2 separate regions of the Homo sapiens genome follow, and region 1 is linked to region 2. Evidence: chromatin contacts called from ENCODE Hi-C or POLR2A ChIA-PET data. All regions are on one chromosome and are shown on one strand. Each heading gives the region's core, a stretch centred on a gene start or an enhancer-like site at or near the end of the contact. The rest is flanking DNA. Distances are from core to core; before and after follow the strand shown. Region 1 has its middle 21 kb from the start of SCARB1. Region 2 overlaps NCOR2 (nuclear receptor corepressor 2).

The links. A loop is a pair of places that touch in the nucleus more often than their neighbours do. ChIA-PET counts read pairs that join two places held with the same protein, here RNA polymerase II (POLR2A). Pooled maps may share reads with other maps.
Region 1: a pooled map shows a loop between it and region 2 (2.6-fold over the local background). The contact joins two enhancer-like sites. A Hi-C loop is called at or near these places in 1 of 37 single-sample maps with no recorded cell type and 1 of 50 pooled maps. POLR2A ChIA-PET finds 5 or more read pairs at or near these places in 2 of 52 experiments (activated B cell and naive thymus-derived CD4-positive, alpha-beta T cell).

The regions. Positions count from the first base shown.
Region 1 is chr12:124,883,540-124,886,239 of GRCh38, reverse strand. No RefSeq gene overlaps it. Among named protein-coding and RNA genes, the nearest start is that of SCARB1, 21 kb to the right of the region's middle. RefSeq lists enhancers at 1,523-1,572, 974-1,661. Within about 2 kb of position 1,324, at least 8 of the 41 ENCODE cell types and tissues checked have a DNase peak (open chromatin) inside an H3K27ac peak, as active enhancers do.
Region 2 is chr12:124,388,011-124,390,755 of GRCh38, reverse strand. The region is part of intron 18 of NCOR2 (nuclear receptor corepressor 2); the gene reads left to right. Among named protein-coding and RNA genes, the nearest start is that of MIR6880, 52 kb to the right of the region's middle. RefSeq lists a silencer at 1,400-1,469. Within about 2 kb of position 1,340, at least 37 of the 41 ENCODE cell types and tissues checked have a DNase peak (open chromatin) inside an H3K27ac peak, as active enhancers do.

The DNA.
Region 1 (2,700 bases), core at 75-2,574, 500 kb before region 2:
TCATGGGTTGAATTGTGTTCCCCAAAAAGATATGCTGAAGCCCCATCCTCTGACGCCTCAGAATGTGACTTCATTTGGAAGTAGGGTCATTGCAGATGAGTTAAGGTGACATCCTGCTGGAGTAGGTTGGGCCCCTAATCCAACAGTACTGGTGTCCTTGTAAGAGCAGAGCCATCTTGTCAACACAGATGTACAGGGAAAGATGGTGTCATGATGGCCCCATGACTGCAGAGGCATCTGTAAGCCAAGGAGCTCCAAGGATTGCCAGCCAGCCCCTTGGAAGCTGGAAGAGGTGAGGAAGGAGCCTCGGAGCCTTCAGAGGGAGTGTGGCCCTGCAGACATCCCCATCTCAGACTTCCAGCCTCCAGAACTTCCAGAGAGTAAACTTTCTGTTTATTCATATATTTGTATTTTTTTGAGATAGGGTCTCACTCTGTCACCCAGGCTGGAATGCACTGGCACAATCTCGGCTCACTGCAGCCTCAACTTCCCTGGGTTCAGATAATCCTCCCACCTCAGCCTCCCAAGTAGCTGGGAGTACAGCCAGGCACCACCACACCCAGGTAATTTTTGTATTTTTTTGTAGAGACAAGGTTTCGCCATGTTGCCCAGGCTGCTCTCGAACTCCTGGACTCAAGTGATCCTTCTGCCTCGGCCTCCCCAAGACCTGGGATTGCAGGTATGAGCCACTGCGCCCAGCTTTCTGTTGCTTTAAGCGGCCCGGTTTGTGGTGCTTTGCATGGCAACCCTAGCAAACTAACACTATGTCTATTCACAATTATTTGATAAAACAAAAACAATTCTTGAAAGCATCTCTTTCTCCCTTCCTTCCTGTGCCTGGGGGTGGGTGGGGAGTCTGTGTTGAGCACCTCAGCTGAGACCAGGCAATTGCAGTGGCCTGCGAAGGTGTTTGGACTTTGTCCTGCAGACCGTGAGAGGCCCCTGGAGATTCTACACTGGGGAATGACAATTTCCTAGGTGTTTTAGGAAGCTCAGCCTGCCTGCCGGTGGAGGGGGAAGGGAGGAGGGGAGAGGGTTCCGGCCAGTTAGGGGATTGGAGCTGTCATCCAGGCAGGAGATGGTGTGATCTGGATCAGCAGTTCTCAAAGTGTGGTCCCCAGACCAGCAGCACCAGCGTGTTCAGGAAACTTGCTGAAAATGCAGTTATCAGGCCCACCCAGACCTACTGAATCAGGCACTCCAGGGGCGGGGCCAGCCATCTGGGTTTCACTAAACCTCCAGGTGGTTCTGCTGTTTGCTCAAGCGCAAGAATGCTCGCTGGGCTAAAGGAAGAGGGTGGAGAGGGTACGTAAGTCCCTTGGGCCTGCGGGACAACGTGCCACCAACTGGGTGGCTCAGAACAACAGAAATGCATTTCTTACCTTTCTGGAGGGCAGAAATCAGAAACGAAGGCATCAGCAGAGCCCTCTGAAGCCTGGGGTGGGGAGAAGCCTTCTTTGCCTCCTTCGACCTCTGGTGGCTGCCAGCAGCCCTCGGCATTTCTTGGCTTGCAGATACAGCACTGCAATCTCTGCCTCAATGGCACATGACATTTTGTATGTGCCTCTGTGACAAGATGTCCTTCTTCTCCTTCTTTTTTGTTTTTTTTTTTTTTTGAGGTGCAGTTTCGCTCTTGTTGCCCAGGCTGGAGTGCAGTGGCACGATCTTGGCTCACTGCAACCTCCGCCTCCCGGGTTCTAATGGATTCTCCTGCCTCAGCCTCCTGAGCAGCTGGGATTACAGGTGCCCACCACCACGCCCAGCTAATTTGTTGTATTTTTAGTAGAGGCGGGGTTTCACCACGTTGGGCAGGCTGGTCTCGAACTCCTGATCTCAGGTGATCCGCCCACCTCGGCCTCTCAAAGTGCTGGGATTATAGGCGTGAGCTACCGCGCCCGGCCGGATGTCCCTCTTCTCATAAGGACCCCTGTCCTATTGGATTAGGGCCCGCCAGAATCCCTCAGGCCCTCCTCTTGATTTAATTGCATTTGCATCTGCAAAGACCCTATTTCCAAATAGGGCTGCAATCACAGGGACCAGGGGCCTAGGACTTGGACATATCATTTTTTGGAGGGACACAATTCTACCCACCTCAGATGGGGAGAATGAAAGGAAGCAACAAACAGCAAAACAAGAGAAATGTTAGTGATTAGATGTGGGAGTGGAAGTAGGATGAAAACAGAAAGAACTCAAATGCCCTGCCGTTGTTACATGAATAACAAAGCTGGGGTAACCGCGGTGTCCTTTTTCCCTTTTTCTCAAAGAGGGACATCCTCAGGCTAGTATTTCAGAAACTTTATCCTAAGTTCTTGGGACTCATAAACACATTGCTGAAACAAACTCCGTCTCACCTGACGACCTCTCTCTCTCCCCCATGGGGCAGGGCTGGGGAAGAAGGAGCGAGCAAGGCCCCTGTCCACCTCACGGAGCCAGGGCCCAATTGCGTTGACTCTTGCTGAGGGCGACACTTTAGAGCCAAGTTCGAGTTGAAGTTCAAGGGCCCAGGATCTGGAGGCATCTGAAGCTGCTCCAGCTCTCAGCTGCCTCAAGGGAAAAGATAGTCTCAGAGATAGTCTAGCACCTGTCTTGGTGAGGAGCCAGGCAGCACATAAGTGTGGGAGCTCCTGCCTCTGACACCAGACATGGCTGAAAGCATTTGTCCTTCTGGAAGATTCCACTTCACCCATCACTCCAGAGTGA
Region 2 (2,745 bases), core at 91-2,590:
CCCTGGCACAGAGTGTTGGGGGCGTGTGCCTGGATGTCAAGGGGGATACCCCAGCCTCTTTTGGGAGGGTTCGGGGCCCCCTGCAGAGCTAAACGCACAGCCCCCTCTTCCTTTGCAAGCTCCTTACCAGGGACCCAGACGGGTGGCAGAGATGCCCAGGGTGCTCAGCAGGCCCCGGACACCTGCCGATGAGCAGTGGGACGAGGGAGCTAATTTCAGAGGCGGTGAAAGCTATGAAGATGATCAAACCCTGGGATGGCAGGGCGACGGGGGGGGGTCACTTTGGAGGGGCGGGCAAGGAAGGCTTCTCTGAGGAGCCATCACTTGAGCCAAGACCAGAGGGAAGACAAGGCACATCTGTGAGAAAACCCGTGGAGGCAGCAGGAGCAGCTGGTGCAAAGGCCCTGGGGCACACACGAGTGACCCAGAGAGAGGCTGGGCGGGTTCATGGAGCTGGCTCCTAAGGGTCACCTGGGCCGTGCTAGGGCCTTTGGATTTTATTCCAAGAGCTTCATGTGGTCACTGGAAGATTTTAAGCAGAGGAGTGATTTCACGGGGTTGGCATCCTTAAAAGTGCACTGAGACCTCCCCTGCAGAGGGCAGAGGGCAGGACTCAGGTGGAGAGGCCCAGATCCCTGATGTGGTTGAGGTTTGTTGCCCTCCCCTGGCATCGTGCCCCAGGACGAGGGCTGGGGGTGCAGGGACATTCCAGAGACGCCTTCTGCTCCCCAGATTTTTAGGGGGCAGGATGGAAGGGCTGGGAGTTAAAGGGAAAAGCAGGTTAATGATCCCAGAGTCAGGGAAGTCGGTCGTGACCTGAATCTAGGATCCAAAGTTCAGCTCAGTTAACTTTCAACCTTCTGGGTGGCTCCCCGGCATTTCCCACAGTGTTCCTTCACGGCTGCAGGGGCTCTCGGAGGAGGACGAAAGGGGCAGCTGTGGTCCCGAGACCCCCCCAGCAGCAGAGGGCTCTTTGGGGACCCCAAATCCCCAAACCCTTCCCCCTCCCCTAAATGGTTGGCGGTCTCATGTGCACCCTGCAAAGGCTCCTCAAATCCCGGGATCCCTCCGGAATGCGAGGCTAGCCCTGCCCACCCACAGTCCCCGACAGAGGGCTCGGTCAGCCTCGGCAGCATCAGGCCAGGCAGGGGGCAGAGCTCAGGTGGAACTGACACGGAGGGTGGGGGGACGGGCGGCGGGGGATGATGGCGGAAGAAGCTGTTTGCTCCCTGTCTGCCGGGGGTGGAGAAGCTCTGTTTTTCTGGAACCCTCATCTGTTCTTACCACTGCTGACGCCGCCACCGCCGCGGATGGGGAGAGAGGGAGGGGGAGCCAGTGCCAAGTTGGCCCGCCCCTTGTGAACCTGGGCCTCTGCCACGCTCCCCCGCCCGCCTGCCCGCCCGCCGCGAGCCTCCGTCTGGAGGTCACATTCAGTCCTGCCGCGTCTCGCTGGGTCAGGCAGCAAGAAGATCAGAGCTGAGCCCGGCTGCGGGGGACACGGCTGCCCTGCTGGGCCTGGGTCCTTGGATTTTGCCCGGCCCGGGGGTCTGTGGGCTCTGGCCGGCATTGCTCGCTGAGCGTCCGCACTGGGCACATTGGTGCTGGAGGAGCTCGGCACGCTGCGCCCCGGTGATACCTGGCCCAGGGGCATCCCACACGCACCACTGACAACTTCCCGCCACCCACCACCCTCGGGGAAGGGCACCTCGCGCGCCCACAGCGGCTTGGGGACGGCGTCAGAGGTGGCAGCGGCCGCTGGAGGAGCCCCGGGCCACCACAGGCAGGCGGACTTGTGAGGAGCTGCCTCCCGCCCGCCCCTCTCGAGCCAGCCTCCGCCCGCCGCGTCCCTCCCTCCCTCGCTCCCTCCCTCCCTCCCTCCCTCCCTCCCTCACCGTGGGACGGAGAAGGATGTGAGGCTGAGCTGAGCCGCCAGCAGACGCCAACCAGCAGCCTCGCAGAGCCGACCGCGGCCGCCCAGCCTGCCGGCCCACTTCGGCCCGCTCCCTGGGGCATCTTCCCAGCCCTATGTTTCCGGAAAACTTGGCCGAGGGGGAGACGCGAATGAGAGGATGTGAGTGAGTGGTCCTGGGGAGGGGATGGGGGACTGCGGGTGCAGGGACAGGGACCGCAACGTGGCCATCTGGGATTTGAGGCTGGGCAGCTGGGGAGTCGGAGTTCTGGGCCCCTGGAGTGGATGGGGGTCCCAGCCCATCCTTTCCCCCATGCCCTCTCCTCTCTCTCCCTGCTGGGCTGAAGCTCTCCTGGAAGCAGGGGTGGGACCTGGATCTGTGCCTGGGAAGGTCTGTGATGCTGTGTGCACAGGGGGTCTCTCCAAGTGGACGGGGGCTTCAAGCTGGGTCTGGCGGGGTGGTCTCCAAGGCACGGTAGGGTAGAAAGTCTTTCTCTCCGTGCCTGGCAGCCTCTGCCTGGGCTTCCCAGAACAGGAACCAGAGGAAGCCAGTGCCAGCCTGCCCCTACCCCGCAGCCCTGGCCGGCACTAATGGGACACCCACTCTGGCTCCTCACACGGCAGTTAAGGAAACTGAGGCCGGAGAGCAGAAGGGCTGGCCAAGACTGCTAGCGAGCTCTGGCCAGGCGCCTGGATGACTCTGCCCAGCTCCTTTGGGAGCCGTATGTTTTCAGGAAGGGCTGGGTGACCCCCACCCCCACCTCCATCCCCTCTCCTCTGCCCTCAACCCACTCCCACTGCCCCCATGATCGGAGTTAATTAGGGTCCCCAGCCCC